Linked DNA regions of Mus musculus: region 2 is linked to region 1. A link is a loop called in an ENCODE intact Hi-C map of the cell type or tissue named here. Cell type or tissue: left cerebral cortex. All regions are shown on one strand.

What was found. A loop is a pair of places that touch in the nucleus more often than their neighbours do. Peaks named below come from ENCODE experiments on the same cell type or tissue, not always from the same donor. Only the 100,000 strongest peaks of a DNase experiment are listed, where the experiment ranks them.
Region 2: it touches region 1 in a loop (6-fold over the local background); 1 of 42 quality-filtered maps calls a loop at or near these places.

The regions. Positions count from the first base shown.
Region 1 is chr13:43,257,212-43,265,211 of GRCm38, reverse strand. The region is part of intron 1 of Gfod1 (glucose-fructose oxidoreductase domain containing 1); the gene reads left to right. It overlaps LOC115488162 (a long non-coding RNA gene), which reads left to right. Exons shown (of 2, transcript XR_003950633.1): 1 at 1-8,000. Among named protein-coding and RNA genes, the nearest start is that of Gfod1, 43 kb to the left of the region's middle. In left cerebral cortex, a CTCF peak has its summit at 5,401 (motif pointing left); DNase peaks (open chromatin) are centred at 2,897, 3,619, 3,624, 3,745 and 1 more place; H3K27ac peaks cover 5,806 bases.
Region 2 is chr13:43,186,351-43,194,350 of GRCm38, reverse strand. It overlaps Gm40929 (a long non-coding RNA gene), which reads right to left. Exons shown (of 4, transcript XR_873309.3): 4 at 2,755-3,310. Among named protein-coding and RNA genes, the nearest start is that of Gm40929, 19 kb to the right of the region's middle. In left cerebral cortex, no CTCF peak of the experiment used is centred here; DNase peaks (open chromatin) are centred at 2,510 and 2,867; H3K27ac peaks cover 1,419 bases.

The DNA of each region.
Region 1 (8,000 bases):
AACCTGCATTTTACAAAGGCAACAGAAAGTTCCCTGGAAATGGAGTATTTCCCCTGCCCCCTTTGGTAGTTTTGATGCAAACCCACACTCACAAAATTGGAGGTGAACTCCGATGGGAGGAGGCAGCGTATCGTTTTCCACAGGACATAGAATGTTCAGGAAGTTTTCCACAGGACATAGAATGTTCAGGAAGTTTTCTGTCCTTCTCTGGTCTTCACCCCTTAAGCACCTAGGAGGTCTTCTCACATTAAGCGCCAAGCCACCTCCTGGGGACTCCTTGTTTTTCGGGATGGACTGACCTTGATAGAGTCCCTGATCTTTCTGACCTCTTGTTCCTCATCGCTGACCTCCCAGCCCTTCTCCTTGACCTCACCAGGCCCAGGTAGTCAAGCCAGGATATTGCCTCAACCAGGCTTCTCCCGGACTATGTGTCCATTCCCTTCCTTCTAGACCTGTGGGTCATGCCGAGGGCCCAGCCAGCATCAACATCCCTTCTAAGGTTGGCGAGGTGGCTCAGTGAGTAAATAGCCTGCTACTCAAGCACAAGAGCCCCAGTTCAGATCTCATGGAATTGGGGTAGAGACAGGAAAACTAGTTAGAATGTACTAGTTAGTTGGTCTAGTCAAAACAAGTGAGCTCCAGGGTCTGTAAGTGACTCCTCTCAAGTAATAAGGTCGAGGATGATAGACAGAGAGATCGCAACATTATCCTCTGGCCTCTATATGCACATACATGTGTTTACACATAGATACAGCACACACATATACAAACATGTACACACAAAGCCCTTCCCATGTCTAGGGTTAGGAGCATCCGGCAAAGGAGATTTTGAACATTAGATTAAACCTCATTTTTGTTCCTCATTTGTGTTCCCAGGGGAATGACCCTGAACTTATTTCAAGCCCTCCTTCCCCCCTCCCCAACTCCCGTTTCTGAGAAACTTTACTATTAACAATCTGTCCAGGATTGCCACAGGTGGTCCCCAAGTGTGGTCATCACAGCCTCACATCAGATTGGACCAGCCACAGGTCCGACAATGTCAAGCTGTGGCAAGATGACTACCCGTCTTGGGATTAGGGATTCACCCATGTGGCTTGCACAGGTCTGCTTGTAGGTGTGAGACCTGGCTACTGGTGCACAGTTCCCTTTGCTAACCAATAGGCCGAGCCCCCTGTGCTTAAATCCTGAAAAAAGTGGTCTGCTGGACACTTACTTTCCATTAGGGAGTCAGGACTCCAGGGATGGTTCAAGCAGAACAGACCCACAATAACAGCTCCAGGAAACAAGTCTGTAATATGAGAGTTGGATCTGTGACAAACCAACTGGGTAGAGAGTCCTCCACACTCCTGGTCACGTGTAAGAGCTGGGAGAACTGAGCCATCCTGTGAGTGGTTGCGAGTGGATTCTTAGTCACTGCCTGCTCTAATAGGAATGTCGGCTTTGTTAGGGGTTAGGACTGTGGGGCTGGAGCTAGAGCTCTGTTGGTAGAGCCCTTGCCTAGAACGCATGAAGCTCTGGGTTCGGTTCCCCAGCACTTTTGAAAACTGGGTGGGGAAACACCTGGAACTGACGTCAGTAAGGAAATCATGGCCCAGCTGGGCATTCTAGAACATGGAGGGAGGTGTCTGGAACAGAATTGCTTAGAGGGTGGTAGTGGTGGCAGGATATGTGTATATACATGCGCACACACACACACACACACAGACACACATACACCTGCCTGCCTGCCCTTCTGCTTCACTCTGGGGGTCGCTGGAGGATTGTTTAGCAGCCCCATAACTATGAATGCTTCAGAGTTCAGCCTTATGTACATTGGGAAGTGTTATTTCTGCAAGACCATGAAGGAGCAAGTGTAAGTGTCTCTCTGTTAAGCATACTTCAGGTAGTAGCCATGACTTTTGACTTCACCATAGAGTTGCTCAGCAATGCTCTAGGGACTCATGGGAATTCTGTTGGGGGATGGGGATTTGAGCCCAGAGTGGCAAGGACTGTTGACAATCATTCCAGCTCTCATATTATTTTTTGTGGACCACAAGAAACCAAGTCTCAATACAGATAGTCTGGCTTAATGGTTCTACCTAGTGATTTTTTTTTAAAAGCTTTACTATGTAGGAAGGCAGTATGCATTTCGTAAGAAGCATCCTTACAATCATGGTGTGTAGTCTTCTCCAGGTAGTGTTAAGTGCTCCGAGTCTCTCTTGTGATGCTGAGCCATGGTAGCAAACAAACAAAGCTCCTGGTCAACCCCACAACCTTAACTCTGCAGGATCATCTTTTCAGGGTCTAAGCTAGAATGTTTTCTAGGCTAGGTACCCTAAATGGTGCACTTCAGGGCTTAGGAGGCTATTTTGTTTATAAATGATTTTCTGGGGTAGGACATAAGCTCACTGTAGGCTGAGGAATGTCTTGTTGATTCCCCAGGCAATTCCTTTTTTTGCTTACAGTTTGGTCCAAGTTGCCCCCAGTTGCCCCGATGTTTGACTCTCCAAGGTCAGAAGGAATCACTCCACCAGGCCTTGTATCCCAGCATTTAAAATTAGCCCTGCTGTAGAGAGACTTTGGCTCACTCTCCACAGGCGGGGAGCTTGGTGCCCAGAGCCTATCAGAGGGACAACCAGGCTCTCATGTCCAACCCTAGGTAGATGCCATCACCTCCCATGGTTGCACTGACAGATTGTATATTCCAGGGCAGTTTAGTATCAGAAGTCACTGTCTTTGCCCGTAATCGCCCGAGGATGTGTTGAACATCACAGCCAAATATGAACAGCATTCAGGGAGGCAGCAGACACTGCCTCTCTTGGCATCTCTGAGGAAGGCTGCGTGTTGCTATGGCATTTGGAAACTTCCATTTCCTTTTTAGAATCGTTCTCAATATCCTTATTTGGTGGACGACCAATGAGACCAAAAACAGTGAGGGGGTGGGGACTTGAGCCCCGTCCCCCCGCCCCCTTCCTCCAAGTGACTAACAGGTGCAGGTGGCAGAGTCAGAGTGGATATGCTGGACAAAGGCGTGACTCACATCCTGGGTGGGATGGAGTGGGATGCTGTGAGATTTCGTCATAGCACACAATTTAAAACTCACATAAATTGTTTATTTCTGGAATTTTCCATGTAATATCTTTGGACTGTGGTTAGCCATGAATATTGAAACTGCAGAAATCAAGTTCAGATACAAGGGCCTACCATGTTTCTGTATATTCCTCCCCCTCCTCCTCCTCCTCCTCGTCCTCTTCCTCCTCCTCTTCAAGATGGAATGCACTTATCCCCTGCCTCAGGTCCTCTGTGCTTCTTCAACTAGCTGACCTTGTCTGCTGCTGAAATAGGACTTAGCTTGTGACATTGGCTCATGTACGTTGTTGCATGCACCTTTTCCCCTCACCTATTTCATGCCTTCCGAGTGACTTTGCCCAGAAGACTCGTACATACTGGCTAGAATGCATTCAGCCATAAAGAAGTAGCAATTCCTGCCATGTGTGGCGATGTGGACAGCAGACATGACCGTAGGTCCAGTAAAGTCAACTAGGCACAGAAAGAGATAGACCACCTGACCTAATGTGTAAAAACTTAAGAGTTGGGCTGGGCGTGTGGCTTAGCTATGGGGGTGTGGCTTAGCTATAGAGCTTGGGTGTGGCTTAGCTATGGGGGTGTGGCTTAGCTATAGAGCTTGGGTGTGGCTTAGCTATAGGGTGTGGCTTAGCTGTAGAGCTGGGGTGTGACTTTGCTGTAAAGCTGGGGGTGTGGCTTAGCTATAGGGGGTGTGGCTTAGCTATAGAGCTTGGGTGTGGCTTAGCTGTAGAGCTGGGGTGTGGCTTTGCTGTAAAGCTGGGGATGTGGCTTAGCTATAAGGGTGTGGCTTAGCTGTAGAGCGTTTGCTTCAGCAGGCACAAAGTCCTGCTTTCAATTCCACGAGAAAAATAAAAAAGTGAAAAACCTTTCCAGAAGCTGGGGAGAGGCATAGGATGGTTTTCCTTTCATATCTCCCAAGAAGAATTTGACGGGCCCACATTGACTCTTAGATCTCCAGGTTCTAGCACTGTGAGGCTGTGGTACTTTGTCCCAGCAGCCCTTGCCAACCATCACGTCTTCGATCTTGAATCTTCTCTGGTCCTTCCTAATGGCGATTAAATCAGTGAACTTTAAGCATCTTAAAATGCTTAACGTTCTAGCACACGGCTTCCAACAATCTTCCTTTCAGAGTTTGTTCCTCATCTTTGCCACCTAATGCTGGATGGCCCCAGAGTGCTGGAAGTTGCTTCCCCTTCGGGCAGCTAGAAGGTGAACAGAGAAATGTCTGGTGATGATAAGGGATGTGCAATAGCCGGTGGTGACATGATAAAAAGACTTGGCATGCACATGTGGTTTCTGATGGCATATCAGACTTCTGTTTCTTAGAATCCTACTTTCTTGTTCTGGTTTGAATCTGAAATGCTCCACCCCCCACCCCCACCCCCTGCAGCCCCCAACAGGCTCATGTTTTGAATGTTCATCCCCTCCAGCTGATGGCACTATAATAGGAGGCTGGGAGAGTTTGGGGAGCTTGAGCATGCATGGTAGAAGCTGTTTACTCAGGGTATGTCTTTGAAGGCCATAACTTAGTACCTGGTTCTGGCATGGTCTCTGCCTCCTGGTCGGTTATGAGGTGAATGGTTTCCATGACATATTCTGCTGCATTATACTGATGCCACAGACCCAGTCTCTCTCTACCATGTCCTTTCTAGCATGGTGGATGAAAATCTCCTAAAACCACAAGCCTAAATAAGTTCTCTAGAGAACTAGTTCTATAAAGTATGTGGGCCAGACCATGGGCAACTAAAGTACAGGGTTCCCTTCCAGACACACACATGTATATTTGCTGAGTAGATGTGGTCCACTGCCCATGGCAGGCGTGTGTCCGACAGACAGCATTGTTTAAGTAGGTCACCATGATGGGCCAGGGAGATGGCTCCATTAATAAAGTGCTTGCCAAAGAAGCACCAGGAGCTGTGTTTGATCCCCCAAACCCATGTAAAGCTAGGCACGCTGTCACACATGTGTGATGTTAGTGCTAGGGAAGTAGGGACAGTTGGGTCTCTGGGACTGGCTGGCTGGCTAGCCTAGGCTACTGAGTGAGATCCAGGCCAGTGGGAGTTCTTGTCTTAAAAGCAAAGATGAAGAATGCCTGAGGAATGTCGCCTAAGCTTGTCCCCTCGCCTCCATGGCCGTGTACATACACATGCACGCACACCTTTGCACACACACAGGTACTCACATGACTGCATACATGCACGCTCACAGAAACATTATCGTGAGGGCTGGAGAGATGGCTCAGCAGTTAAAGAGCATCGGCTGCTTTTCTGAAGGTCCTGAGTTCAAACCCCAGCAACCACATGGTGGCTCACAACCACCTATAAGGAGATCTGACGCCCTCTTCTGGATTGTCTGAAGATAGCAACAGTGTACTTACATATAAATAAATAAATATCTTTAAAAAAAATCTTGGAAGGAAGGAAGGAGGGAAGGAAGGAAAGAAGTCATTGTGAGGCTCAGATGGCCATAGCCAGACCCTTGGCTACTATTCCCCCCACTTCCTGGCCTGGTCTGGCTGTACCTGCATCCCAGGTTCTTCCTGGGCCGAATGGCTTCCTTCCTCAGAAGGCCCGTCCTTCCTGCACTGCAGCAGATTCCAGCTTCCACACAGGATGGCAGTGTCATCAAATCAGCTCCCCATCTGACCCTAACCTCACACCTTGCTTCTCTGATTCCTCTGGTCCTGCACGGCCAGTTAGCATGGCAGTTCTTGGGGCAGAGTTTTGGATGCCTCAGCAAATGCACACATGTTTGAGCTACTTATTGGTTTAGTTATTCATTTATCTAATTATTCATTTGTAAATCTATTTATTGGTTTATTTATTATTTAGGTTAAGGACAGGGTCTTGCTCTGTAGAGTTCTGGCTGATCTGGAACTTTCTATGTAGCTCAGACTGATCTGCAACTCAGAGATCCACCTGCCTTTGCCTCCTGAGTGCTGGGACTAAAGGTATGTGCCAACACACTTGGCCCATGTTTGACCATTTTGCATATAATTTGAAATAGATTCCACTGATGATTCAAGTCTTTGATAGGCCTGTCTCTGCTAGACTGGAGTCTTATGGCTGTGGCATCTTTAGTCTCTGGTTTGTGGCCTGATTGGGCCGGGAACACAGCTGAGCTTTTCAGCAAAGTGGACAGTAGGCACAGAGTCCAGCATGGTGGCTTTGATCCCCTCTTCTTCCTGTCCTCGCCCTCATCACTTCTGCTTTACCCCGTCAAGCAAACATAGCTCCAGCCTCCCTTCTGTCACCTAGCACTCCTCCCCTCCTCCTGCTTCTCCTCTTCCTCTCCCTCCTCCTCCTCCTCCTCTTGCCCCTCCTCTTCTTCAGGAAGAGTCTCATTGGAACACACACTGGCCTTAAACTCATCATACAGTTGAGGATAACTTTGAGCCCCTGGTCCTCCTCCTCACCTGCACACATCTTCTAACATGGCTTCCATTTCTGCCACTCTCAAGAGATGCTGTCTTGAGTGATCAGATCCACACAGTGGTGTGAAGCTCCAGAGGGTCACATGCTCTGCTGAGGGACATATGGACACACCTGTGGCCTGACATTGCTGGTCCCTTTAAGCTCAGACATGTGTTTGAGATGTTGTCCAGAGCCATGAGGATTCCTTGCTGTAGACTAAACCTCTTGATTCTGTAAAAAATACCCCACAAGGATGCTGCTGTTTATTTTAAAGCAGGCCGGGGTAGCGAGAGTCCAGACCCTGCTCTCTCCCCCTCCTGCTCTTTGGCTGTAATAGTCTTTTCTTGATTTCTGAGCCATGGATTTGAGACTACAGAAACCAGTCACTGCTAAAGGACATGAGATACATGCCCTTGGTTCTGAAATATATGCAGCAACAGCTTAGACCATTTTAATTCTGTGACTATTTGAATATAGGGACAAATCAGGCAGGATCTTGGTCTCTTCAGATTAAGAGCACAACGCAAGCACAGAGCATCACTAAGGCGGCCGAAAGGGAGAGAGCACAGCCAGGGTGACCTGGAGATCTCATTTCGATGCATATTATTTCCTCTTCACTCAAATGTGAGAAGAAATGGTCCTCAACCATTCCTCAACCAGACTGTCAGGGAGTCTGGCCCCTGGGAGGACAGGATCTGCTGTGTGTCTGCTAAGATCGGAAAGCTGCCAGCCAGGGACACTGGAATGTGAGCTGCTGTCCCCTCTACTCACCCGTGCCACCTGTGGCAGCTGCTGAGCCTACTGCTTTTACTGTGATTAGTTTCTGTTCACGTTTGCAGGTGTCCCCATGTCACCCTGTAACTGACAGCAGTGCTGTCATAGCAGGATTGATATTTGAATTATAATCAAGATATATATATACACACACACATACATACATGCATACATACATTCATGTATATATCTGACCTTTTCCTCCTGACAAAGTTATTATGTATATATATATATAATGTATATATGTATTATTGTGTATATATGTATATGTATATATGTATTATTATGTATATATGTATATATGTATTATTATGTATATATGTATGTATATATTATGTATACATACACATTATTATGTACATGTGTGTATATATATGTATATATATGTGTATATACATATATATGTATATGTGTGTATATATACATATATATACATACACATACACACACACACACACACACACACACACACATATATATTACCTCCATCACTTGTTAAAAGCTGTCTCTTCTCCAATCACCATCTTACTCCTCCAGTCTAGAGGGAGCTTTGCTTCTTTGAGCAGCCTCTCCCCTTTGTCCCATCCCTCCTCTTATCCCCCAGCCTCTGGGAACACCCTTTCTACTCTTCCTAGGAGGCTGACTCACTGTAACCTCACCTGTAAGCACTGTATATGTCTTTTGGGGTTTGGCTGTGTCACTTAGTTTTATGTCCCTTAATTCATCCACTCATATTGTCTTGAGTAT
Region 2 (8,000 bases), 71 kb after region 1:
TGTCAACATAATGGACTCTGCAACATTTGGACTTCGGGTTTTCAGATTAGAGATGCTCGACCATTATTCACGTATCCCCAAATCCCACCAAATCAGAAGGTGAAGCAAGAATCTCTAGACTCAGAAATACACAGGCTCAGGTGGGGACAAGGCATGCTCAATCTGTTCTGCGTCTTGTGGAATCATGGATTGGGATGGCTTCCAGGCTCCTGGCGACTGCTCAATGCAATGGCCGGTGACTGCTCAATGCAATGGCCGGTTTCTCAGCATGCCATCTAGGCTCCTCATGGGTCAAGAGAACTTCACATATCCTCTCATGTCTGTCTGTCAACGCATCCCAACCCATAAACAGACCCACCTTCTAGTTTCCCTTCCTTTTTTTTTTTCTGGCAGTCTGTACATAGTGAGTTTGAGTACCTGTCCTGAAACTCACTATGCAACCAAGTAAATTTACTTGCCTCTGCCTCTCAAGTGCTGGGATTTTGTTTAGTGTTGTTTTAAATCTCATGTATTTTAGAACCTATCATGACAAGTCTGGTTGGCTCCATTTGAAAAACGAAATGACTGACGTATTTTATGATGAATTACATGTATGCAAAGTATGAAGAAATTTTATTAAGGTGGGAGAAATAGCATCGCCTTAATGTAAGCAATAAGGTCCCACTAACTGAGCCACATCTGCCTTGTTCTTTCCCTGAGTGGGAAAGGTCCCTTTGCCTGGGGCTCTCTGGACTTTGCTCCCATTGAAAGACGGTTCAAGAGATCTAGATGAGACAGAAAGGACACACCCTTCCACAGGGTTGGCGCCAAGTCACAAACACACACAGCTTTGCAGCTCGCTAGAACCAAACACTGCTCTAAGAAATCGGTGCCAGTTAAAGCCCTTCAAATGCCTTTGCCTGCTTGTTCAAGTCAGGCTTCCTTTGACTGTTATCTCTCAGTCTGCATCTGCTGGGTAAATTCCTGAGGGGTGACTTCAGCGATGACTGAGGCTCAACCACAGGTCTGCAAGATAACGCCACGGAATCTGACCTGGTTGCTTGGGCTTCCTCTCAAATGTTGTACTAATTACAGAAATACCTTTATCTGCTAATTACATACAGATCAAACCACACTCTTTCCCTCTAGCCATCTGTGAAAATAGGATAAGTCACTCAAGGGAGGCTTTCTCAGGCAATTATAGTCCCTTGGTATCCAAGGGGGGATTTGATCCAGCATCCACACATGCGCTTAAGCCCATGGATGCTCAGGTCCCCTCTGTAAAATGGAGGGTATACCACAGCACCTACACGGTCCTCCCATAAACGTTAAATCATCTCTGGGTTATTTATACCAACCCTGGGTGGGTGAGACAGCTTGGTGGGTGAAGGTCTTACTGCTAAGCCGGACAACCAGAGTTTGATCTTTGACAGATCATGGATGGAAGGAGGAGAAAGCCAGCTTTCAAGGGTTGTCCTCTGACCTCCATATGCATGTGTGGCACCCACCCACATCCCCCCAAATGTTTTAAAATACCAAGTCCAATGTCAAGGCAACGTAAATGCAGTTAAACTTATTGTAGTCTGTAATGTCAGCCCCAATTTCATGATGTTTTTACAAACCTTCAGTCAGCAACTCAAAACAACAGTTTTTACAATCAAGAATTCTTATTACAATACAACCCAAAGGCCAGGTAGTGGTGGTGAATGCCTTTAATCCCAGCCCTTGGGAGGCAGAGGCAGGTGGATTTCTGAGTTCGAGGCCAGCATGGTCTACAGCGTGAGTTCCAGGACAGCCAGAGCTACACAGATAAATCCTATCTCGAAACAAAAACAAAAAAACCAAAAACAACAACAAAACAAAAAACAAAACCAAGAGGGACCCTAAGGTGATGGGGGGGGGGTGCTTGTGTACAAAGTTAAGGCTTAGTAAAACCACCCCAAGCCACTAATAAAGAACGAAAGAGTCTCGATCAGGGCTAGGTTAGGGTAAGGCTAGAGACCCACTTGGGAAGGGTTAATCATAATTGCTTCAGATACTCCACCAGCAAGGACGAAGCAGATCTATGACCCGGTGTCATGCAGTCAGCCTAAAGACCCACTATGTTCTTGGGTTTCATCTGGGACAAGTTCACCAACAGATGAAGTGGCTTTTAAGTGTGCTAAGCTAACTTGATACTCAGGTTCCTGGCACAAAGCAGGAGACAGAACTGGCCCCGGAATAGCAGCTGTGTGGAAATCCAGCTGTGAAGGGACAACATGTAGCAGGTCACAAAGGAGGTGGGAGGGAAAAGAGGGCGGGGCTGGCCATAACAGGGACGGTAAGGGGAAGAGAGGGCAGCCGCAAAAGGATTGGAGCATGTCAAGGGTAAGAATAGATGAAAGGGAGAAAACGGATGTAAGGGCCAGAGAGCTGGGCATCCAAGATAACGGAAGGCTATGCAGATAAGCGAACTCACATGAGCTACGCGGGAGCTACGTGGGACGTGGGAGAGGAGCTATTTGCGGCCGACAGCCTTTAATCTGTGATTCAAGAACAGCCTGTATGAGGAGGACAGCGGTGAGAAAGAATGGAGGAGGAGTTTCTGCAGGAAGTTTATGAAATCTGGCTGTCCAAAGCTAGCAAGCTGTTGGCAGTTGCTGAAAGAAATGTTCTATGTCTACCACTGTGTTTTAAGTAAGTGCCATCTCTTGGGTCCCTCCTTTCTTGGTGCTTTTCCCATTTGCAAATCGCCCCCCCCCTTCAGCCTCCCCCCCCCCAAAGATACAAAAGCCTCTACTTCACCCTCTCCTGTCACCTGTCCTGGATCTTTTGGCCCCTTACCACTCAGTGTGTGCCATTTATCTTTTGGCATACACAGGGCCTCTTTGCCCTTCTCAGCAGCCAGAGAACCTGTCATTCCAGTCTCCTTTCTCTTCCTACACGAGAATGTTTCTGTGGAAGTTCCCAGCATAGCCTGCCTGACCCACAGAGCTGGAAGCTCAACAGGGGAGTCTCTGGCTTCTTATCCCTGGGACTCCCTAACCCATTCTGTGGGTCAGATCTGGATCTCCTGCCTTGCTGGATTTCCTGTGACATCCAGGTTCTCCTTTACTTTCGAGCAGCCTCTCTTTCTTGCTTATATCTGTCCGTCCATCCATCCTGCCATTGGACCCACCATGCATCCAAACCATCCATGCAGACTGAGTGCTTTTCAGTCATTTTTGTTTCCTGGTCACCTGACACATGCTGTATCCCCTTCACTTCATCTCCTGCCGATCGATGATGGGTCTCCTCCCCGGCCTCCTTAGCCTCTTTCCCTTTCCCCGTCCTCTTGAAGACATGATTAGCTCTGTAAGAAGAGATGAATGCTAATACTCTGACTCTTGGAGAGAATATGTACCCACTTTCAACAACAGACTGATGAAGAACCCAAAGCTATCGTAACATAAAGCAGCAAAGAATGCTAGGGTTAAATTATACTATAGACTAAACAAACCAGCCATTTACAGGACATTACACTCTGCTGCTTCTCACACATTTGCCTAAGACTAAGCATGGTACAACACATGACATCCAAGAGCTGTGGAATGTATATTCTTCTCATCACACAGGGAACATTGTCTAGCACAGACTACTTTAGGCCACAAAATAAGTCTCAAAAATTAAACAAGTAAAATCTTATAACCAAAGTATGTTAATACATGAAATATCACAATTAAATGTATAAGTTTATAATGTACAATTTTTATAAGGATGTACAAATAACAAGGTACACATGAAAATACTTAAAATGAGGAAGAGGCCGATGGTGAGGAGAAGTATACACCTCCTCTGTTAGGAATAGCAGAGAAATACTAGAAACTGGGAACAAGGGGAACGGTAGCAACTACAGTTTCCTACTATAAACCCTGTTGTATCACAGGGATGTTTTAAAATGCTGCCCTGTGAAGATCTTTGAGCTATTCAGTGTATGAATTTGTAACTTTATATGCCTCCTCTGTTAGTGATAGTAGAATAGTACTAGAAACTGGGAACAAGGGGAACTTTAGAAACTGTACAAGGGAACTAGGTATGTTCTCTTGAATAATTAATAGAGCAATGAAGAAATCAAAAGGATAAAAGGGTTTTTGTTGTTGTTGTTGCTTTGTCAAGACAGGGTTTCTCTGTATAGCCCTGGCTGACCTGGAACTCACTTTGTAGACCAGGCTGGCCTCGAACTCAGAAATCCGCCTGCCTCTGCCTCTGCCTCCCAAGTGCTGGGATTAAAGGCATGCGCCACCACACCCGGCAGGAAAAAAGTTTTAATTAAACCAAATATAAATACACAAGCAGGTCCCTAATAACCATTCAAGGCAGTAATAAATCTCCCTAAATCTTTCAAAAGTTACCCCCAATGCTCCCCAAACTGTTTCTTAAACTAAAAGGAGAAGGGACACCATCAAACCCATTCTATGGAACCACAATTGCCCTGATAGCAAAGCTGGATGAGGATACAAGAAAGAAGGAAAACTATGTGACAGTTTCTCCAGTGAATGAAGATGCAGAAGTTCACGATAAGATCTTGTGAGCCAAATGCAGTACTGCATTAAGATCATGCACTATGAACAGATGGCTTTGTTCCAGAGACACGAGATTGACTCGACGTACACAAATCAGTAAATGAAACCCAGCATGTAAATAAGCTTAAGGTTAGAAATTACCTGGTCATCTCACAGCAGAAAAGGCATTTGACAAAGTTCTACATCCCTTCATAGTAAAAAGCCTCCGAAGGACCAGAGAAATGGCTCGGTAGTTAGGAACACTGGCTGCTCTTCTAGGGACTTGGGTTCAATTCCCAGCACTGACATGGTGGCTTGTAATTGTTCCAGTCCCAGGGATCTAATGCCCTCTTCTGCCCCCCCACCCCCAGCACTGTATGCATATGATGCACAGATATACATACAGCCAAAATACCCATAGACATAAAAATTTTAAAAAGATTTAAAATGGCTTCAAGAAACTAGGAATAAAAAGAAGAAATCTCAACACAATAAAGGTCACACATGACAAAGCGGTAGCCAACACTAATGGTAAACACAGAGCAGGTCCTCTAATGCAGGGAAAAGTCAGGGGGTCAGTCTTGCCACTCTTTAAATATAGCACTCAAAGCCTTAGAGCGATGCTACAAGAAATACAAGGGATGCAAGTGGGAAAACAAGTCATATTATCCCTATTTGCAGAGCACACAATTCTTATATTTCAAATACTCTTACAGATTCTAAAATCAAACTCATGAATATGATAAGTGCTTTCAGCCAGATGGTAAGATACAACAGGAGAGGAAAGTAGTTTTTCTACAAAAAAAGTTGCTGAGAAAGGAATCAGGAAAAAAAGTCCACTCACAGTTGCTAAACTAACAAACAACAACAACAACAACAACAACAAAAAAAAAAAAAAAAAAAAGAAAGAAAGAAAAAGAAAGACAAACACAAACCAGCCAAATCCACCCAAACCTCTAGCAACTAACCTAACCAGAGACATAAAAATCTTTTAAACATGTTTTTAAAAATATTCTGTGTACGTGTGTTTTCTCTGCATGTGTGTCTGTACACACTGTGCCTGATGCCTGCAGAGACCAGAAGAGGGTGTTAGATCTCTTAGAAGTAGAATTTCAGATGGCTGTTAGCCATGTAGGGGCTAGCAATTGAACCCCAGTCCTCTGGAAGTGCTCCCAACTGCTGAGCCAACTCCCAGCCTGGCAGGAAAAAGACTTTCATACTGAGACCTTACAGACAGTGAAAAAAAATATCAGAGCAGAGACTAAAAGATGTGGGAAAACCTCACATGCTCATGGATTTGGCAGAAATAGTATTGTGAAAATTATTGTATGTCCAAAAGTAATCTCCATGAAAATCCTAATGACATTCTTCACAGAAGTAGGGGGGAAAAAATCCTAAAGTTCACAGGGAAGTACACGCGATCCTGGCTAGCCGAAGAAATCCTAGGTAGAAAGAAGGCATCGCAATGCCTGATCTCAAAATACAATACAGAGCCATAGTAACAAAACACAGCACTGGCGTAAACACAGACATACTGATCAGTGGAACAGAACAGAGTACCCACAAATAAGCTCACACTGTGGTCACCATCACATTCTGTCAAACAAAGCTGTCAACACTGGAGGACCACCAAGCCGGACAACCTGAATTTGATCCCTGCGACCCACGTGGTTGAAGGAGAGAACCAACTAGCTCCCTCCTTCATGTTGTCTTCCGACCTCTGCATGCATGCTGTGGCATGCCATGGCATACACACCCTCACACACACACTCAGAAAATAACTTAATAAATTTAAACATTCTTACAAAACAAAAGGAGCCTCTGAAACAAATGGTGCTAGGAACATGGGTAGTCCAAGGTCGAAGAATGAAGCCAGATGTGTGGTTCATGGGTTTGAATGCTTGGCCTTAGGGAGTGGCACTATTAGGAGGTGTGGTTGTATTGGAAGAGGTGTGGCCTTGTTAGAGGAAGTGTGTCACTGGGGAGGCGGACTTTGAGGTCATATACGCTCAATCTATATCCAGTGATACAGTCACCTGCTAGGTGCAGATCAATATGTAGAACTCTGGGCTTCTCCAGAACCATGTCTGCCTGCACGCTGTTATGCTTCCTGCCATGACAGTAATGGACTGAACCTCTGAAACTGTAAACCAGCACCAATTAAATGATAATTAAATTAAAGAGTTGCTGTGGTCACGGTGTCTGTTCACAGCAATTAAATCCTAACTAAGACACATGGATCTCTCACCTTGCACACAAATCCATTCACAACTGATCAAAGACCTTAATGTAAGACCCAGGATGTTGAAAATAGCTAGAGGAATAGGATTGGGAAATACTTAAAGACATAGGCAATGGCCAGGATGGTCTGAAAGGGACTGTATAGGAAAAAAAGCAGTGTCAACAGTTAACACACAGTATTTATGAGACTAAAAGGATTTCACATAGTAAAGGAAACTTCCAGAAGAGAGAGCCCACAGAATGGGAGAAAACCTTTTCCAACTATGCATCAGACAAGGAATTAATATCTGGGATACGTAAAAAGCTGTAAAAGTGAAACAGAACCATCTGGTCAATAAATGAACCGGTGAGCTAAGGAGACAGCTCTCAAGAGAAGAACGAGCAATGGTCAATAGATACTTTTTAAAGTGTCCAGCGCCCTCAGCCATCAGGGAAATGAAAACTGAGCCTGCTCTCAGAGTCCATCCCACCCCAGTCAGAATGACTGAAATATCAAATGACAACACATACCGAGGAGGACACGGGGAGGAGGAGCCCTGATTGCCTGCTGGGGGCACATAAGCTTGTGCAGCCATTGTGGAGATAGATGGAGATTCCTCAAAAAGTCGAAAATAGGACCACAGGACGCATCTGTGCCCAGAGGACTCTTAAGTTGGCACAGCTCAGAGATACTTGAACATCCATGTTACCTGCTGCACTGCTCACAATAGTAAGGAAATGAAACCAAAAATCATGGTACTTACACACAGTGGGATGTTATGTACCCATAAAGGAAATTCTAATCATAGCATCTGCTGGAAAATGGATGGAAATGGGCATCACTGTTTTCAGAGAAACAAGCCAGACTCAGAAGGATAGATGGCATTTTCTTTTCTGCATAGACTCTAGATTTACAGTTATACGTATTGGTGTTGGTATGTGTGTATGTTGTACATGGGTGTGAGTAAGCATGTGTGTGTATAGGTCACAAAACTTGAAAGAGGATTACAAAATGAGAGGAAGAGATCTTTTAAAGAATTGGGGGCTGATTTGAGCTATGTTATATTTTTATGTGCTTAAGTGTTTTGCCTGTGTGTATGTCTGTGCATCACAAGCATGCAGTATCCATGGAGGCCAGATGAAGTGTTGGGTCTCCTTGAGACTGGAGTTCTAGAAGGTTATGAGTTACCATGTGTGTGCTGGAGATCCAACCTGGGGTCCTCTCAAAGAGCAGTCAGTACTCTTAACTGCTGAAGCCATCTTGCCAGGAAAAGAACTTAA